Regions from separate parts of the Mus musculus genome. Here region 1 is linked to region 2. The links are chromatin loops, found by intact Hi-C in ENCODE. Cell type or tissue: heart. All regions are shown on one strand. Each heading gives the region's core, and the rest is flanking DNA. Links, peaks and the distances in the headings are about the cores only. Region 1 holds the start of Pik3cb (phosphatidylinositol-4,5-bisphosphate 3-kinase catalytic subunit beta). Region 2 holds the start of Armc8 (armadillo repeat containing 8).

The links. Peaks named below come from ENCODE experiments on the same cell type or tissue, not always from the same donor. Only the 100,000 strongest peaks of a DNase experiment are listed, where the experiment ranks them.
Region 1: a loop joins it to region 2, with 2.6 times the contacts of the local background. A loop is called at or near these places in 2 of 42 quality-filtered maps.

Annotation. Positions count from the first base shown.
Region 1 is chr9:99,135,161-99,145,549 of GRCm38, reverse strand. Pik3cb (phosphatidylinositol-4,5-bisphosphate 3-kinase catalytic subunit beta) reads left to right here and starts at 5,339. Exons shown (of 24, transcript NM_029094.3): 1 at 5,339-5,559. It also overlaps the pseudogene Gm2773. In heart, for the core only: no CTCF peak of the experiment used is centred there; a DNase peak (open chromatin) is centred at 5,229; H3K4me3 peaks cover 2,487 bases; H3K27ac peaks cover 1,520 bases.
Region 2 is chr9:99,564,870-99,575,258 of GRCm38, reverse strand. Armc8 (armadillo repeat containing 8) reads left to right here and starts at 6,360. Exons shown (of 22, transcript NM_028768.3): 1 at 6,360-6,657. The coding sequence starts at 6,613. In heart, for the core only: a CTCF peak has its summit at 6,187; DNase peaks (open chromatin) are centred at 6,368 and 6,598; H3K4me3 peaks cover 2,298 bases; H3K27ac peaks cover 1,722 bases; H3K27me3 peaks cover 698 bases.

The DNA of each region.
Region 1 (10,389 bases), core at 1,394-9,393, 430 kb after region 2:
GTGTGTGTGTGTGTGTGTGTGTGTGTGTATCTGATTTCTGATTTGTTGGACCTTTATTTATTTATTTATTTATTTATTATTTTACTTTTAAAGAAAAGAGCTGTAATGAAGTCCATTTCTTTTTTTCTTTTCTTCCCCTTCTCTCTTCTTCTTCCTTTTTTTGAAGGTCTTTTTTCTTTCTTTATTTTCTTTCTTTCTTTCTTTCTTTCTTTCTTTTTTTTTTTTTTTTAGCAATTCTCTTTAAAGTTATGGCTTTGTTTTGAAAGAGCCTTGAGAACTGTCTAGGGAGATGAACTGTACCCCAAGACTTTAGTTATTAGTGAATCAGGACAAGCTTCAGGTGGGCCACTAGTGCTGTGTGGACATTTCTACCTCAATCATTCTTTCAACACGCTTTCTTATATTGCTTATGTAAGCCTTAAACTCCAAAAACTTCACCTCTCCCTCTCCTTCTCCCTCTCCCTCCCCTCCCCCTCTCCCTTTCCTCCTTCTCTCTCTGATGCTGGAGAATAAGACCTGATCCTCCTGGAAGCTAAATATTCTCTCTCTCTTTCTCTCTCTCTCTGCCCCCCCCCCCCCAGGCACCTTCTTTTCTTCCTAAGTAGTTTGTACTCTGTGTAAATTGTTTATTTATTTGGATTATCTCCCTTAAATATAAAAGTAATGTAAATCGTGGTTTAGAGAGGCTTGTCAACAAGCAAACAGGGCAGAGCCTTTGTTGATAAATAGTTCACATTCCTCAAGGCAGAGTCACACTCAAACCTCTTCCATATCAGGACTCCTCTCTTTGATCTCACTCATTACATATACTGGCACGAAATGACTTGTAAAGTATCTGATTTATTATCCTTATAGCCTTCCCAATGCAGACATCATTCTAGGTCCACGCATTTACAGGGCGGGAAGAACTATTTGTTAAACTACAGTGTGAAGTGGCCTTCGCAGTTTGCAAAGCTGGTTTCTCAGCCTACTTCCTGCCCTTGGAGCTACCCTTGAGGCCACACGGTCATGCTCTCTAGCCATCTGCCTCCCCGCTTCTGCTTTCTTTCTTCAATGACAATTATTCCCTCAGTAAATCTCAGTCCTCTCATATTGTTTTTGTTGTTGTTGAGACACAATCTTAAGTAGCTCAGGCGGGCCTGGAACCCATTATGTCACAGAGGCTGGCCTTACTTCAGACCTTCCTTTCTTCCAAAGTGCCAAGATAACAGGTGTGTGCTACTACTTATAGACTATGAATGCTTTCTGTTGCAGATAGATGCATATTCAAACTAGGCACATTATAGAGAGACCACATAAGTGATCATGATAAAAAATTTCAGCCGGGCGGTGGTGGCGCATGCCTTTAATCCCAGCACTTGGGAGGCAGAGGCAGGCAGATTTCTGAGTTCGAGGCCAGCCTGGTCTACAAAGTGAGTTCCAGGACAGTCAGGGCTACACAGAGTAAACCCTGTCTCGAAAAACCAAAAAGAAAAAAAAAAAGTCTGGAAGAGGGAAACCAGCAGTTTTCTCCAGTGGAGTGTCACAGCATTATACAAACCACACTCTACACTCCAGGGCAGGCTTCAGGCTCAAAAGTAGCTAACCTATACACAATCAACTCCATGTTATTTGTGTGTGTGACTCTGTGTGTGTGAGAACATAAAGTTGGGTGAGGGGGAAGGTGGGAGGGATCTGGAAGGATTTGGGGGAGGGTAAAGAATACAATCAAAATATAGTGTATAAAAATTAGAATTAAAAAAAAAAGCATTTATGAAAGAGTGTTTTTCTCGCCCGAGCCAAGAAGAGATGGGTATGGGGCATCTTTTCTGCTTCACCTTCTCTTTTGGAAGTTCCTCCCTCTCTTATCTGTAGGTTTCCCACTGCAGGGGTTGTCTGTCTCTGCACAAATGGCTGCTGCCTGGTCTTCCCCCCCCCCCCCCACCATGCTCATTCTCTGTCTTTTTTCTGTCCCCTTCCTCCCAAGGTTCGTGGCACGAACATGATAGGCTGGATCTTCTCCCCTGGTCTTTGGAGAGAAGAAGAGTGAGAGAGGCAGCAGGCCAGACTTGGGGGTAGGATAGGACGAGGTTGCCTTTATGTCAGTTCACCATCTAGGCTTTTCCCCCAATTCTGGGATAGTAATTAGTTTATGCCATGTGCAATTATTTCTCTTTCCCAAAAAATGAGTTAATGAGAATTGCAATGCACACCTGCAATCCCAGAACTTCAGATGTTCAAGGCTGTCAAAATTAATAAAATAAGACCTCTAAACAAACTAGTGGACTGGACTCCCAGTCATGCCTCCCCCCCATTTCCGTCCTTCCTGTTTGTTTGCTGTTATGAGCAGTATTATACTAAAACGGCTACAGTAGACTTTGGTCTGGTTGAAGAAATCATTGCCAAGTTTATGTCTTGTCTTGTTTTGTTTTGTTTTTAAAAACAACCCAGAAATTTAGTTCCTCATAGTCCTAAACTCCAAAAGTGATGTCAAGATGCCTGCAAGGTCGGTTCCTTTTAAGGAATTAAGACTCTGCTTTACGTCCCCCTAGCTCCCGTAGCTGCTAGGAACTTTAGTGTCCCTAGGTTGTAAAAGATGTATCAACATTCTTCACATTACCTTCCTCTGTTTGTCAAATCTATCTTCTCTCTTTTTATTTTTATTAATCTATCTATCTATCTATCCATCTATCTATCTATCTATCTATCTATCTATCTATCTATCTATCTATCTATCCACTCAGGGTCTCAGTCTCACTAGGTAGCCCTCGCTGGCTTGGAACTCACTATGTAGACCAGGCTGCCTCTAACTTTCTTCCTTCTATTTTCTCCACTCTTATTTTTCTTTTGACACGATTTCACAGTTTTTAGCCCAGGCTCAGGCTTCTTGAGTTCTGGCATTACAGGGTTGCCATTCATTCATTCATTCATTCACTCATTCATTTTAGGGTTGTTTTGTTTTGTTTTGAGACAGGGTTTCTCTGTGCAACAGCCCTGATCGTACCAGAACTTGTTTTGTAGACCAGGCTGGCCTTGAACTCTCAGAGGTCTGCCTGCTTCTGCCTCCCAAGCACTGAATTAAAGGTGTTGTCACCAGGCCTGGCTTTGCCTTTTCTTTTGTAGGGACATTTATCTTCGGGATTAGGTCGACTCTAAAGGAAGGATGAGCCCATTTCTAAGCATTTAACTTACCTAGATCTGCAAGCATTGTTTTTTCAGCTAAGGTCACATTCACAGATTCCATAAGGATGTTTCTTTGGGATGCATGCACTCCTATCTCCTGATTACGTGTCTCTCTCATTGCTAGGTTGGGGGTGGGGGATGGGTATGGGTGCCTGAACCTAGCTTTCTGGGGCTGACAGGCATTTAATCCCTTCCTCTAAAACAACACAAGATTTTATTGTAGCAAAACTTTTGAAAACCAGAAAACCTAATTATCTACTCAAATTATTACCCTCTAGCCAAACAAGCCACTATTCTGTTTGCACCCTTTCAAGCTATTGTGTATCATTTCAAGCTCAAAGCTTTTAAAACATGCAGGACTACAAATCAAAGCATGAATGTGTGATTAAGTCATTCATATACATCCAAAGTGCACTCATTCTTTATAAGGTCCCGATGACAAGTGGGTGAGGATCTTAGCGACAAAACAACGCGAAGAGGAATACATCACAGAACTCTTATCACACACAGACGATTCGAAACTCACTGGTGTACAGTCTAATCTCCCAGAGTAGCTTTTCCAAGTACTGCATAGCAATACTATCAGCAAAGAACAGTGTAAAGATTAGGCCTCGATCCACTCTTTGTCATAGTACATTCCTATTCTAGCATTTCCATCCCCGATATTCACAGAAACTTCACAGGTATTTGGCAAGCTTCTTGTTTTACTCTCTGTCTCTGTGTCTCTGTCTGTCTCTGTGTCTGCCTCTCTCTCTCTCTCTCTCTCTCTCTCTGTCTCTGTCTCTCTCTCTCTCTCCAGGTTTCTCTGTGTACTCCTAGCTTTCCTGGAACTTGCTCTGTAGACCAAGCTGGCCTCAACTCACAGATCTGCCAGCCTGGCTTGTGTCACCAACCCTTTCTGCTTGGTCAGAAAGCCATTGCTAGTCTAGTGCAAGATACTTTTGCTTCTGTGGTGGACATGAGACTGACCTTGTGGTGGAGGGGAAGGAAGAAGCTTGGTACAAGGGTCGAGGATCAACGTGTGAAGGTCCTTTACTGACATTTCTGGCTGTGAGCTCGCTAAATATTAAGGGGAATTCTATTCATTAGACATCTGAAAAGACCTGGGCTTCACAGTTGGGTTAAGCATTTAATGTCCCACTGGCAATGGGCTGAAGCCTCAAAAGCTCCACATAAAATTACTTGTAGAAACCCCAAACTTGTACAAGCATGGTGAAATAGGTTAACCTCTGTTTTTTGTTTTTGTTTTTGTTTTTTTTTTGAGACAGGGTCCCTGCTATGCAGCTTTGCCTAGTCTGCAACTCAGGAAGTAACCTAGCTGGCCTGGCAATGCACCTGCCTTCTGGTCCTGAATGCAGAGCTTTATAGGCATTAGCCACCACGCTTGATTTTTTTTTTTTTTTAAATCACTTAGTTACATCCGCAGAATCAAACTATTGTTTTGACACCTTGTCTCATTTTCCTTCTACTTGTAGATTCTATCCTAGACTACTTAAGTATTTGCTTGAATTGTTAGAGTGGCGTTAGGTTACAGTAGGTTTACTATATGTAAACAAAAAGACTACAAGTATCCCACGCAGGACCTCTTAGGCTATGTGAGTGCCCTACCGCTGAGCTCTATCCGCCGCGCCCAAGGTTTGGCTGACAGTAAGTGAAATTCAAGCGTCTCACTAAAGAGCCATGAAATTTCCCGACAGCAGGGAGACAGAGGCGAGAAAAAAAAAAAAAAGCGCTGGGCGAAGTGTAAGGTTTGGCAGCCAAACGTCAGCTGCGGTGGTGCAGAGACGAACACAGAAGTGTTTCAAAGGCTGGACTCTTTACATCTAAATGATCGTTCACATCGCAGGGAATGGAAGGCCAGCTGGGCCGTGGGAACAAAGGGGAGTCTGCGGAGAAGCGGAACCGGGAGGTGCAGGTTTTCCCGAAGGCGGCGAGCTGGGGGCTGCAGACACCGCAGTGCTCTGCGAGCCAACCCCAGCGCGCCGGCAGCGCAGTAGGAACGCGGCACCGACAGCCGCACAGGGCGAGGCTGGTGCTGCCTCCCCTCGAGGGGCGGGGCTTGCGCGGTGAGTGGGCGGGGCTGCCTGGAGGCGGGCGTCGGGGGATTGGCCCTAGAGGGTGGGCGGGGCCGGGCAGCGGGGAGGAGAGCCCGGGAGGCTCGCGCGCGCGCTCGCGCAGGCGCGGGCACGGCGGTGGCGCGCGCGTGCTCCGTCGGGCGGTGCAGCGGCTGCGACGGAGCCGGCCATGGTCGTGGGCGGTGGGCGGGTGTCGCGCTGAGCCCCGAAGGCAGCAAGAGACTGGGAGCGGGGCATGCGGGTGTCGGAGCCAGGCGGGCACGGCTGCGGGAGCTGCTGACGGCGCTGCGGGATCGGGAGCCGGTGGCGGCGCGCGGGGCAGGTGAGCGCGGGAGGCGGCGCGGGCTGCGGCGCTGGCGGCTCGGGCGGGCGCTTCCTGCCGGGCTCGGCCGCGGGAGCGCGGGCTCCGAGGTACGCGGCGCCCAGGCCTCGGGCGGCGGACACCGAGCAGCGGAGGGCGCCCGGTGGGCGACCACAGAGAGAGCGGGCGCGGCACGGCCCAGCCGGTGTCGGTGCGGACGCCCGGCGGCTGCGGACCCTCAGGTGTTTCGGCGCAGCGTTCACCGCACGATTCCGGGCTCTCCGGTTTCAGACCGGTCAGAGTCCCGGTGCTGCGGCTAACCCGTCCCGCGCGGCCTTGGCTGAAATACCCCGAGGAGACGTGAAGCGGGAACTGTGAATACTCACCTCCCGGGATTGCGGGAGGCCGTGCTAACCTCGCTGTAAGTGCTCGGTGGACGGGAGCTTTTGGGAGTCGCTCACTGCAGCATCCTTGCTGGCTCTGGCTTGTTCCTTCCTAGAGGTTGGTATTGGGGGCAAATTTATTTCCGAACCGCTCTAGTGTTGCAATAAGCTCAACTCGAGTTGCTTAACGAAGGAGCCTGTTATCTTACAGCGGCCAGAGTAGGATTCTGTAGTCTCTTCCTAGAATTCTGTAGTTTCTCTCTTGGAAAGGCTGACTTGGAAACCTGTCTTGGGTACGGAGTGAATTAGTGCTAAGAATCCTATCAGAATCAGAGTTTACACAACGTGGAAGATGGTGGTGGGACATGTTACCTGACTTACTTTGGTATTTAACCCATCTGAAGTGACACTTAAATTGTCACTTGTTACAGAGTATAAACACAGGAAGAGTATGGAAACATACTCCTTTTTTCCTGCATTGCTACATCCGAAGGGAGTGACAAGTGCTTTTGTAAACATCGTTGTGGGCAGTGTTACTTACTGTCTGGTGAAGTCATCATAATTAAATTAGATGAGTATTTATTCTGAAGTGCTGAATGGATGTTTGGGAATACCAGTCGTAATGAAATCTCCAAGGAGTCTGAGTTTCCAGGAGTTCATTATCACTTGCGGGTCTTGGTACTGCTTTGTAAGTTTTTTTGTTTTGTTTTGTTTTATTTTGTTTTGGATCTTTTGAGACAGAACCTTGCGGTGTTATGGATCTTTTGAGACAGAACTTTGCGGTGTTAGTCCTCAGTGGTCTGGAACTCACTCTATAGACTAGGCTGGCTTTGATTCATGCCTCTTTCTCCCTTGTCTTTGGATTACAGAACTCGGCATATCCAGAATAGATGTTAAAAGTTAGGGTGGCATCCACTTGTAGTCCCATTGCTGGGGAGGGGCACACAAGTAGATTCCAGGAGTTTGCTGGTAGACCTGCTAGCTTAGCAGAATCATGGCACCCTAGGCCAATGAGAGACTCTACCTAAAAAAATAAGATGTGTGGCATCTGAGGAACACACAACACACACACACACAGATTTTTAAAAAAGAAAGCAGAAGACAGAACTGTGTAGAAAGACTATATAATGTGTGAAAGATCAGGGTGGCTTGGATTAGGCTATTGCCCAAGTTTTGGAAGACCAAAAATCTGAAATGGTAAAATTGAAATTGTAGTCACTAAAGCCAAAAGGATTTAAGAAGCATCTTTAGTTTACCCTCGTGATTCACACACTGACTAGGACATTCCACCTTCAGGGTGTTTTTACAAAGTGGAAAAATCAGGTTGCTTTTCTTGTGCTAAAGATCATTGGCCTGACCACAAGTCAGATGTTGATTTATTTTATTTTATTTTTTAAAACTCAGGGCTTTTTATATCAGGGAAGTGCTTTATGCCAGAGCTTACCTGTCCCCAGCCCTGTTGTATACTTTAAAAAAAAAACAAAAAACAAAAAACCAACCCCAAACAAACCTAAAATGGAATATTGCTCTATCCTCAGGCTGGCCTTCGACTTGCAGCGTAGCTCCTGCTTCTTGCATCTCTGGGCAATTCTGCATCTCTCCACCCTAGTGCTAGGATTCCACCATACACCTGTAAACCACGCCTGGTTTTATGCTGAGCTGGGAATCAAACTAGCAGGCTTTCTGCATGTTAGTTAAGCACTTCAGTACTAGTTGGGCCACGTCCTGTCTCTGCCCGGGCTTCCCTTCTCTCGGTGTGTGAATGCTGAGGATTGACCCCAGGTCTTCACACAGGGTAAGATGCTCATAGCTAATGTCCCCAGCCCTGTTTTCCTGCTTTGGTTTTTATTTTTTGCAGGTGGATCAGTCCCTAATCAACTTGTTTTGTATATGCCAGCAAATTATATGGAAAGCAAAAGTGAATCCCGTAGCCTAGATGATTTTTTTTTACCTCTTCCCAAGACAGGGTTTCTCTGTGTAGTCCTGGCTGTCCTGGAACTCACCCTGTAGACCAAGGTGGCCTTGAACTCACAGACATTCCCCTGCCTCTGCCTCCAAAGTGTTGAGATTAAAGGCTGTGCCACCGCGGCCCAGTTGTCTGTTTTGTAGGTTGTTGTTCCTGCTACCCACAGTGAAAAGGCTGAGGGTCAGAAGTGCTCTAGACTTTGACCTAAGTCAGAGTCGAAAGAGGTGCAGTTGTAGGGATTCTGCCCAGGCTTTCTGAACCTCGGATTTTTAAATGATAGACATTAGCTAACTATGGAAGAGGTGGCTTTGGTGGAGACTCGGTATGACAGGAGACTCATATGATGGCAGGGAACCTTCTAGGCCTTAGAGTTTCCAGGCCTTCTTTCTCTCTTTGTTTCAGCCTCACACCTTGTGTTGAAAACATCCCAAATCCCCGAGGGCCTCCTGGCTGTCCCTCTTCATTTCTTTACCTGTGCTCATCCTGAATGATGTCATTCTCTTCCCTCTTTAAATATTATCACATGTTGTTGACTCAGATTTTTATCACTGGTCCTGAGCATTAAGCTTCAGCTACATCTAGACCTATACATTTTTCTTTTCTTTTAATTTTTTTGGGGGGGAGGGGATCTGGATAGGATGGAGGTTTTGTGGTTCTGGAGATGGAATCTGGCTCCATGGCCCTGTTTCTAGGCATCCTTTACATTTTTTTTTTTTAATTTTAAAGTTTATTTTACGGCTATGAGTGTTTTGCTAAGTGTGTGCTTGTGAATCGTATGAATGTCAGGTTGTCAGTGGAAGCCAGAAGTCCTCTGGATCTGAAACTGCAGAGGGCAAATTGTAGAGGTAAATTTGAAAGGGTTAGAGAACTGGTTATGTGTAGAGTAGAGGGAACAATGAATAAAGAGATGATTTATGAGCTGGGCGGTGGTGGCGCACGCCTTTAATCCCAGCACTTGGGAGGCAGAGGCAGGCGATTTCTGAGTTCGAGGCCAGCCTGGTCTACAAAGTGAGTTCCAGGACAGCCAGGGCTACACAGAGAAACCTTGTCTCGAAAAACCAAACCAAAACAAAACAAAACAAAACAAAGAGATGATTTATGTATGGATGCTGCCTGTGACCCTGACACTTGGAGGGCTGAGTCAGGAGAATCCTGAAGAGCCAGCCTGGCTGGTACATGAGTTTTAGGCTCGCTAGACCACAGACAGAGAGAGACACTAGCTTAAAAAAACCAGAAACTGGACCCAGGGCCTCTGCAAGACCAATGGGTGCTCTTAGCAAACAGCCATCCCTTCAGTCCAATTTGTAGGCATTTTAAATGTAATATGGTCAGGACTGGACATTAACTTAGTGGACAGAGCACTTGTCTAGCATGCTTGCAGGAATTGAATTTAATACTGTGTGTGTGTGTGTGTGTGTGTGTGTGTGTGTGTATGTGTGTGTGTGAGTGTGTGTGTGTGTGTGTGTGTGTGTGTATGTGTTTGTATGTGTATGTAATATTCAAATAGAGAGCTCTTAATTCCACTCCCTAACCTTTTTTTTTTTTTTTTTTTTTTTTACTTGTTTTGAGACAGGGCCTCCTGGAGCCCAAGTTGGCTTCAAACTCCTGGTCCCTCTGTGTCCCAAGTGCTGAACGACAAGTATATATTTCCATGCCTAGCAACCTGTTCATGTCATGATCTTCCTCACCCCACTATCTCTCCTTGAGTGAAAATTCCAGTGGCCATACATTTTGCCTTGGTTTTTACATAGTGTCTCTCCTGCTGTGGAACTCACTGTGTAACCCAGGCTGGCCTTGACTTCTTGGTGATGTTCCTGCCTTGGTCTTCCAAGAGTCGTGATTATAGGAGTACATCTGCAAGTCCTCTCTGCCCCACTGTTCCTTCTACCTACACACCCAGCTCTTTAAGCCTTTCAAATTCACTTCTAAGATACATCAGGATTGAATTTTCTTCACATACCTTCTTGCCAGCATCTCTGTTCCTCCTGGATTGTAATTTCTCATCTCTCCTTCTCTTCCGCCCCTCTTCAGCCCTTCCCTCCCTTGCCTTCTATGTATCTTTCTGCATCCGGGTCTGGTTGTATAGTCCGGGTGGCTTGGAGACTTGTGATTTCCTTTCGTACACCTCCCATGGTTGGGATTGCAGGTGTGCACTACCCCAGCAATCAGCATTTCTGCCATTCTGTTGTACCCGTGGCCTCTCGTTAACAGAAAATCCAAACCTTATTTTCATATTCTCTAATTGTTTTGCCTGCTCTGTTGTCTGTGTCTCTTTCTATGAGGTAGCGTTTCATTGTGTTGTTCTGGCTGGCCCGGACTTGCTATGTAGACCAGGCTGTCCTCAAGCTCATTGTGAGAACCTTCCATTATATGTATGTATATGTGTGCCAGAAAATGTGTGTGTGTGCGCGCGCGCACACGTGCGCGCGTGCAAGCTTAACGCACACATGCAGGAGTGTGTACCTGTATCTGGCAGTAGTGTGCATAATCTTTTCAATCATT
Region 2 (10,389 bases), core at 1,351-9,350:
CTATACACCAACCCTCCCGGGGGGAATTTCTAAAATTATTTTTGACTAAGGGGAATGGGTATTTTCCTACCAAATTGTTTGCCTAACTGTAACGCAAGATGAATGAAAGGTTAAATATCTCGAAAACTTCTGGAGAGAAAAGGTGGCGACTAATCAAGGAAGAATGAATGGCAAAGAAGAAAGCCAGTAAAGGAAATCTAATCAAGGGCATACAGTTGTAGCGCCACGAAAGTGTTAGCGATCCCCCAAAACCAGGCAGGAGCCCATCTGATGTAACTCATAGCACGGTCTTTATTCTATCCCAGCTCGCTGTGGCTCGCCACCAACACACAGCACAGTTTTTGGTGTACCCCGAATGTCAGTGGGGACAAGACTTTATAGAAAGCTACAAGCAGAGGGTGGGATGTGGTAGTGGTGGTAGTTAAGCATCTAATTCGAGAGCTACCATGGCCTTTAACACAATTGGCTGGTGCTGGGAGTCATATCATAAACTTAATTTCTGCTTCCCTCTGCATTAGTGGTCGTTAGGCAGGGGGTGGCCTCGTAACCTGGGGGTGCAGATATGTTGGGGTAATAACCTGGGGACGCTGGTCTTGTTGAGGGGTAACTTGGAAACTAGTGTTATGTTGGTTAGTTTGTCTGAGTTCAAACTTTGGCCAGGTTCTCTAAAATGGAGTCTGAACTTACAAGATTTGGCCTCTCAACAGAGAAGTATACATTTAAACAACTGAAAAATTTAATCAGTTAAATACAATCTAGGCTGGGGGCGTGGCAGGGGGAGGGAGGGGATGGTGGCTCTGCCTTTAATCCTTGTATTCCAGAAATAAGCAAGCAGATCCCTGGCCAGTGTGGTCAGCATGGTCTATAAAGTGAATTAAGACAGCTGGGGCTAGCCGGGCGTGGTGGTGCTCGCCTTTAATCCCATTACTCGGGAGTTTGAGGCCAGCCTGGTCTACAAAGTGAGTTCCAGGACAGCCAGGGCTACACAGAGAAATCCTGTCTCGAAAAACAAAACAAACAAAAAAATTTGACAGCTGGGACTGATGCATGGAGAAGCCCTGTCCCATAAAACCAAGAAAGAAAAAAGAAAAAGAAAGAAAGACAAAACCATACAGAGAAATGTCTCAGAAAAGACGATCTAATCAAGGTTATACAATTTTATAAGTCAGACTCTACTCTTTTTTGCGTCTGTTCTGTTTGTTCCTTCCAATTTTCCTTTCCTTTCCTTTTCTCTTCTTTTCTTTGGAGACAGGATCTTTTTATGTATCTCTGATTGGCCTGGAACTATGTAGATCAGACCGGCCTGAACCTGAAGTAGGCTTTCATTTTTAACTTATACAAACTACTTCCTTCTAGATTCTTTACATAGAATTTTTTTTTCATTTTGTGTATATATTCCTTTAGAACCATGCCTCAAAACATTAGATATTCCTTGGCTACTGGTACAAAATGCCAGATTATTATAAAACCCATCTCAGCAAGATTTTCAAATATAAGCTAGATGAGCTTTTAATTTCCTCTAAAGACCTGAGGTACAGGAACGTGCCAACACCAGCACAGCAACTCCTTCCTTCCTCTGGTCATGAAAGGAGCAGGCATGCTGGCTCATTCCAGTTTTCACTGTTTCCTAGAAGGAGACACCACAGTGGTGCCTGTGCCTACATTTATTCAGGTCTCTATTACCTGAGCCCAAGCCCAGTGAAGTAGGTGTCATGTAACACACACATATACACACACACACACACACACACACACACACACACACACACACACACAGAAGGTGTCCTTGTTAAGCTATGTAGTTTGACTCTTTCTCCCTCAGAAAGGCAGTTTCTCCCATTCTCAGCATTTCTTAGTTGCTTTAGGGTGTCTAGGTTTGAAGGATTTTTCCCATGGGATTTTTCTCTTTCATGATAGCATGTCCATTGGCTTTTTGTTTGTTTGTTTGTTTGTTTGGCTGTTTGTTTGGTTGGTTTCTTTGTTGGTTGGTTGGTTTTAGGTTTTGGGTTTTATTAAGACAAGGTTTCCTTGTGTAGCTATGACTGTCTTGGAACTTGGTCTGTAGGACAGGATGGCCTTTAACTCGCAGAGACCTGCACTCCTTTGTCTCAGGAGTGCTGGAATCAAAGTGGTATGCCACCATGGCACAGCAGCACATCCACTGGTGTCATCCGTGTTTGCTCCTTGTTTTGTCAGCCATGTCAACGAGACTTCATTTCTAGGAGACACAGCCTCACTGCAAATTCTCTGGCTCTTCCAATCTTTCCTACTTCTCTTCTGTGGTGACTCCTGAGCCTTAGATGCAGTAGTTAATTTTACTTGTTGTATGTGTGTTGTCTGTCTGACCATCTGTCTCTCTGTCTCTGTATATGTGTGTGTGTGTGTGTGTGTGTGTGTGTGTGTGTGTGTGTGTGTGTGTGAATGTTATGGTTCATGTGTGGAGATCAGAGGACAATTTGGGAGAATTGGTTCTCTCATTCTTTTTTTTTTTTAGAATGGAACTCAAGCTGTTGGCTTGATGAAAAGTGCCTTTACTTTCTGAGCCATCTCACTAGCCTAAATTCTACTTTTAAAAGTATAACTATATCTGTGATAGGTTGTCAACTTGACTTCATCTGGAATTAACTAAAACTCAAAAATGGAGGTGAGGGATTTTTGCTTAATTTGAAGTAGGAAGATCTACTTCTAATCCAGATCTTTGAGGTAGGAAGAGACAGCTTTTTAAAAAGATTTATTTATGGGCTGGTGAGATGGCTCAGTGGGTAAGAGCACCCGACTGCTCTTCCGAAGGTCCAGAGTTCAAATCCCAGCAGCCACATGGTGGCTCACAACCATCTGTAACGAGATCTGACGCCCTCTTCTGGTGTGTCTTAAGACAGCTACAGTGTACTTACATGTAGTAAATAAATCTTTAAAAAAAAAGATTTATTTATCATTATATGGGCATCAGATCTCATTACAGATGGTTGTGAGCCACCATGTGGTTGCTAGGATTTGAATTCTAGACCTCTGGAAGAGCAGTCAGTTCTCTTAACCACTGAGCCATCTCTCCAGCCCAAGAGACAGCTTTTATGTAGATATTTTGAGCTGGGAAAGCCCACCTTTAATCTGGGCCACACTTTCTGCTGAAAGCCTATATAACAGGGACATGAAGGAAGGAAGCTTTTGCTCTTTTGCTCTTTGCTTGCTTGCTCTTATCTCAATAGCAAGTCCATCCCTTCCTGGCATTAGAGCCTACTTCTTTGAGATTCTGGTATATACTGAAGACCAGCTGAGACAACCAAGCTCATGGGCTGAACAACTACTAGATTCTTGGACTTTCCATTTATAACCAGCCATTGTTGGATTAGCTGAACCAAAGACTGTGAGTCATTCCAATAGATCCCCTTTCTATATAGAGAGAAATTTATTCTATAAGTTCTGCTACTCCAGAGAACCCTGACAATACAGCTATGCAGTCTGGGAGTTCTATATAAATATTACAGACTTTTCAGATTTATCACTGGCTACTTACCTCCTACCCTATATTTCTATTTTTTCTTCATTAAACTCTTTATTATTGTGTTTGACACACAAGCTAGATATCTGCAAGGAGGGACTCTTAATTGAGAAGATGCCTCCACAGGATACAGCTATAGGGCAGTTTCTCAATCAGTGATCAGTGGGGGAGGGTTCAGGCTATTGTGGGTGGTTTCATCCCTGTGCTGGTGGTCCTGGGTTCTACAGGGAGCAAGCTGAGCAAGCCATGGAAGCAAGCCAGTAACCAGCACCCCTCCATTCCCCCCTGCATCAGCTCCTGCCTCTCAGTTCCTGCCCTGTTTTGAGTTTCTATCCTGACTTCCTTCAGTGATGAAAAATGATATGGAAGTGTAAGCTAAATAAACTCTTTTCTCCTCAAGTTGCTTTGGTCATGGTGTTTCATTGTAGCAATAGAAACCCTAACTATGACAATTGTCATTTTTTAGGAGTTCTGGAGCATTGTCCTTTGGGCCTAACATGGCCCTTGCTGTCTTACAACTATCATAGCTTTAGTTACCCACAGCAGACCCTCAACAAAAGTGTGCCCACTGACCTTCCCTTATAGAGGGGAGAGAGGGCTCAAGAAGTGCTCAAGACAGTGCAGAAGTGTCTCACAAGGCTGGTCCATGAGTAAATAGAAACAGTTAACAAGTGTTAAGAGTGTTGTGAGTAAATTGTCCTCTGAGCCAAGCATTTGACATCTAGGCATTATTCTGTGCCAGCTTGTAATAGATCATCCCAGCTGGGATGTTGAGGACTCTTTCTCTCTTTCTCTCTCTCTCTCTCTCTCTCTCTCTCTCTCTCTCTCTCTCACACACACACACACACAGACCGGGATGGGCACAGAGAGAGGCAGTCAGAAAGACAGAAAGTTAATTGCCAAAGGGAAATCCTCAACTAATAAAATGGTGGACACATGTTCCAGCCTCAAGATGGATAATCCAGCATGATGTTCTATTTATTTCTCAGAGGCCCTTGAAGAATATAGAATGATCTCAATAGCAAACTCTTATATAGATTTTGTTCCACCCCCCTCCTTTTAGATTCACCAATTATGTTCCCTGGAAGTACTTCCCAAATAACCTGCCTATACTTCTATCTTGTCCCAGGCTGAAACAAAGCAAAAAGTGGTTATTCAACAAACATTTAATACATGCCTATGGTAGGCATTAAGATAAAAAAAAAACCAAGATGATAAAATTTTTGTAGTCTCCCTGAAATGACTAGTATAAAGTTACTTTTCCCAAACCTCTATAATCAACACACACACATACACAAACACACATATATAAAGCAATATATTGTTAGAGATATTATGTTACAGGAACATACTGATGCCTGAAATTAAGGAATCATGATGCAGGCTGGGGAGATGTTTCAAAATGTAAAACCTCTTGCCACTAAATCTGATGATTTGACTCTGATCCTTGGACCTCTAAGATGAAACGAGAGAACCTGCTTCCTAAGCTGTCCTCTGGCCAGGACATGTGTGAATCCACATACACACACACACACACACACACACACAATAAATAAATAAATGAAAAATCATTTTAAAGAAAATATATGGAGTTGGGAGAGTCACCTAGTTCTTCCTCGAGGGAGGGGTTTCCTAGAAGATGTATTGCCCGAGTTTCTGGGTGAGGTATAGCTCACACATATAGAGACTATTGTACAATTGTCAATGCTTTTGTGTGCTATATACAATTACAATTTGCCTGGTTGTAGCAGGCATACTAGGACGTGATTTTAGGTGTTACATGGGTGGACAGATGAACATTTAAATGTATTTATGAATGGTAATATGTACTAGAATAAAAAAGAATACAACACATTTGATTTCACAGACTTGATTTAGGACAAGGCTAACAATCTTAAATGGGCTCAATCTGGCTTTAAATAAAATTACTGAATGAGTAATAATTCCTGTGTAAAGAGTGGGAAAGACTGTAGTTACAGAGCTTAGGATATACCGCTACAGCACCAGGGTTCTCTTAAACTTCCAGGCTTTCAGAAGTGCAACACTTTGTAAGAGACTTATAAGCAAGGGTGATAAGTGATACAATAAATGTAGACATTAAAGTACAGGAGGAAATGAGAAACAATGGGAGAGATATGCTTTTACTTAAAGAGCACTGGGAGGTGAGTGGAGTTGAGGTAACAACCTGAATTAGGGATGGCTTTACTTTCAGAATATTTTAGTAGGAAACATTCACATAGTTTAATTCTCCATCCCCCATTTGACCTAAAGGCTGGAAATAATTCTAACACACAGACAACGTAAGGCTTTCCACATTCCAGGCATTTTTGTTGTTGTTGTTGTTGTTTATTGGGCCATTTATTCTCATTAGTCCTTATTTTACAGTCGGGAGAAGTGAAATAAATATAAAGAGGCTAAGAACCTTTCCAAAATATTGGCACTAACGAAAAGCAGCTAGGATTAAATCCAGGCGTCCTGGCTGTGGAGAACCCGTTCTTACCAATATACCAGAGTAAGTGGGTCGGGCACGCAACGCTAAATAAAGCAGGTCATAGTTAACTGTTGAAGCGTGAGGCGATTTTCATTGCAGGCAGAAGACCTAGTTTTGAGACCAGTTTCTCCAGCTTTAAGAGGGAGAGAATACTGAAACTAGGGAATGGTGTAGAGTGAGATAATGAATGTGAAAGTGAACTTCAGACTCCGTAGATAGTAACTCCACCTACTAGCGGTTAGGAAAGAAAACCTGTAAACTGAAATTTAAGAGTGCGGACAGCTCGTCGAGCCAGGGTGAGGCTCCGCCCCCCACCCGCGGAAGGTGGGGCAGGCAGGCTTCTGCGCATGCGGAGGCCGCTGCCCGCGCCCACCTCTGACCCCAGCCGAGAGTAGCTGCTGTTTCTGAGAGGACGATTCGTAAGCCGGGGTCCGGCGCGGTTTCCCAATCCCTCGCCCTTCTGCCCAGCCCCTTCGGTGCTCGAGCGACGCCTGGGGCGCGGTCTGTTCTGGGCAGCTTGCCTGGGCTTTCTACAGAGGCTCCGGCTGCAGGTCACATAGGTGGCTGTCGAAAGTGCCGGCCGCGCGCCGGCGCCGGCAGCAGCCGGGTGGGAAGGCTCAAGATGGCGTGCCTGTTGGAGACCCCAATCCGCATGAGCGTCCTCTCGGTGAGTGACCCGCCCGGCGCGGGGCAACCCCGGTCCTGCCCACAGCATTACCCCGGCGCCCTGAGCCTCCCGAGCACCACCCACTGCGGTGGCCTCAGCTGGGATGCACGCGACCCGGGCCGAGTCGGAGGCGTCTCCTACTCGAGAGCTCCCACCGGTGCGGGTTCCCAGGACGGCGGCCGTTCGGCCGGCGGGGAGGTCGGGCTCCAGGCAGCCGGCCCATGGGCGCGGCTTGGGTTTGGCCGAGCCTTCTCCCGTCTTCCTCCCTGCGCTGTTGCTTCTCGGGACGGAGCTCGCTGCCTGCGAGGGTTCAGGACAGGCCTGGAACCTAGAGTCCACTTCGCTCTCCAGGGCTGTGGCTAGAAGAGGTGCGAACTCTTAAGCTGCCACAGCACAGAGCTGCCAGACCAGGGCTGTGCGTCTTCTGTCAAGTCCCTACCACCAGGGCACCTGCCAACACCGCTTGCTTCTTGGCAATGGAGGTTTTCACATCAGCTGCAACTCGCGCTATTGTGTATGGTTATTTAAACCGCTTTGCTGTGCTCTGCTGTTGAGGTCCGGGCTCCGAGACTAGAGAAACTATGTTTCTAATGTCCGGTGTTTGATTTTTCTTTAGGGAGAGCAAAACATTTTAGGAGGGACCAAAAAGTCGGAATGAAAAAGAATAGGTTCCCCCAGTATTTGAAAGAAGGGAACGTATTGATATACCTAGAAGAAATATCAGGGTTTTTTTTTTCTTAAATTAAAAAGAAACAACAAAAAGCAAAGAAGGCGACTTTCGCCTTCCGCTATAATGTCCTTTAAACAAACAAACAAAAACAAAAAACAGGACCAGGAATGAAATGAACAAGAATGAGTGTTGTTGGGAGATAACTCTGGGAGGTTTGACCACAGATTTTAGCAGTTGGACTCCAAATAGAGCCTACCAATGATTCAGTTGTTGTTGGAAGTAAAGAAATAGGCGGGCAAAGAATCATCTTTTAGACCTGTGGAGACTTACCGAGATGGCAGTTGGATTATAGATGGCTTGTCAGATTCCCTATAGTCTTGCAACTCCAACCGGTTTCTTTCCTCTTCCCTGACTCTCACACAAACACACTTTTGTGTTCAAAGGCACTAGGTACATCACTCCAGTCAGGGCTGGTTAGAGCCATGCTGGCTACCCAAAAAGACAGAAGTCACTCTACAGTGCAAAATGCAATTTTGGAAGACGGTCAACAAATCTAGCCCCAGATCCGTCTTACTAAACTGTTTACTTAAACTGCAACTGGAGAAGTACTTTCTGTCCAATTACTGATCACATTAGCTCATTATTTCACTTTATATTGTCCATGAATGTTTAGTGGGAGAATAAACCGATGACTTCTCTCTTTGCATTAAAAGGAGAAAAGAATGTATCGTAACTGCTCAGTTTCTTTCTGATTGTGCCATTTAGGTTGCACTTATCCTATAGTTCACCTGAAAAGACGTGTGCGAGTGCACATACACACACATAGGTGATCAATCCCAGACCTTTGAGCACGCTTGAAAAATGCTGTTCCAAAATATTGCTCTGGCCTCACGTGTGGTTTCTTTGCCTTTTGTATATTGTCAGCTTGTATAGTGGATATAGTTGAAAACTTCATTTGTCTCACACTCCCAATAAATGATTATGTTCTGTTTATTTCACTCGAAAACTTGTTGAAGAATATTTTCCATTTTGAGTTAGACTTTTCTTTAGCATTTGGAAGCAGAAACTAACTCTAAAGTCTTGTTTTCTAATTCTTCCACCTTAGGGCCTTGGAATAGGCAGAGCTTTAGACACATGATTTAAAATGTCTGAACTTGGTGATTTTCCCAGTTTAAAGGAAAGGTTCTAACTTTCAACCAGCTAACCAAAGCTTATATATATTTATATTTATATTTATATTTATTTATTTATATATATTTATATCAGTTATTAGTTAGAAGTTATTGGAAGTTGAGGAGATGGCTCAGTAGGTAGATCTCTTGCTTCACAGCAGGTCTTGAGTTAGGATCCCATTACCTACATAAAAAGCTGTGTGTGGCAGTGCATGTCATTGGGAGGTAGATCATGGAGGGTTTCCGGCCAGTTTGTCTAGTCAGAACAGGGAGCTTCAGGTTCAGTGAGAGACCCTGTTTCCTTTTTTTTTTTTTTTTGAGACAGGGTTTCTCTGTGTAGCCCTGGCTGTCCTGGAACTCACTTTGTAGACCAGGCTGGCCTCGAACTCAGAAATCCGCCTGCCTCTGCCTCCCGAGTGCTGGGATCAAAGGCGTGCGCCACCACGCCTGGCTGATGAGACCCTGTTTCAAAAAGTAAGATAGAAACAGGAAGGTGCCAGACCTTGACCTCTGACACATAGTTGGTTGAATCCTCTAATAAGCTACTTACTGTGTCCTAGTGAAGCATAAAGCATAAAGCCCTGTATTGTGTACTTTAGCAATGCAAGGGCATCAGAAATGCTCTGAAGGAGTTCACAGTTCTGATCACACTAGAGCTGTAAGTTGACTAATGGGAAGTCAAAGTGTTTTAAATTATTTCCATCTATAGTCCATTATACTTTCTTCCTGAGAGACCTCCTCAACTGCTTGCTTAACCTTAACTACACAACTCACGCATCTACGTTATCATCTTGACTTTCCGCCTACATCTAGTCTCAGATCTTTGTGTGGATGTCATCCATGGCATCTAACAAAGCATATTCTTTTTCCTAAGAGGACTTACTCATGACTTTCCAGTTCAGTTCTGTCTTTCACTTATTCTGTTGAACTTCCCTGAATCATCTTTGGCTCTTCTTTCACTCATACTTCTGTATAATAAGTTGTTAAGCAGCAGCTGCTGCTGCTGCTGCTGCTGCTGCTGCTGCTGCTGCTGCTGCTGCTGCTGCTGCTGCTGCTGCTGCTGCTGCTGCTTCTTCTTCTTCTTCTTCTTCTTCTTCTTCTTCTTCTTCTTCTTCTTCTTCTCACTTAGTAAATGCTTAATTGAACTCTTGGAGGAGATGGACAGACTCAGCTCTGTACCATGGCCATTCCTGTTTCATTTCATCCCTTCAACATAGTTCTTGAGACTTATAAATTGTTTTGTATTAATTGTATTTTTTTGAAGTATACGTTCCCTGGAAGTTGCAGAGAGGTCATGTGTATAACAAACTCGGGTTCCCTGCATTGGTTACATTTTACATAGTTACAGAACCAGGAAATTGGTATAGTGTGGATATTTTTATATCATTTTATAACCACTGTTGTTAAGATACAAAAGTACCCATCACCATGAGGATTTCCTTCATGCTATTTCTTTAAAGACATATTCTCAGCCTCATCCTTAATTTCTGGTGGCAACTACTTATCTCTTTTCCCTTTCAGTACTTTTGTAAGTTGTCTGTGTTGTTCCATGAATGGAAGCATATAGTATGTGACCCACTGAGAGTAGCTTTTGTCACTCATCATACTTTGGAGAGTCTTCAAAATTGTTGCATGTATCTATAGTTTTGTTTCTTCTTTTTGCATCATAGAATTCCGTGAATGGATGTCCCAGCATTTGTTTATAATCAGTTATCTGTTGAACATTTTTGTTTCTGCCTTTTAGCTGTGGACCTACTGTGAACAGTCACTGACAGGTTCTTTTTATGGATATGTTTGAAAGAAAAGCCTAAAATGTAATTACTAAAACTATTGTTTTACATATGTAAATGTATGTTTAGTTTGTAAAGAAACCGTTGAACTCTTCTGATT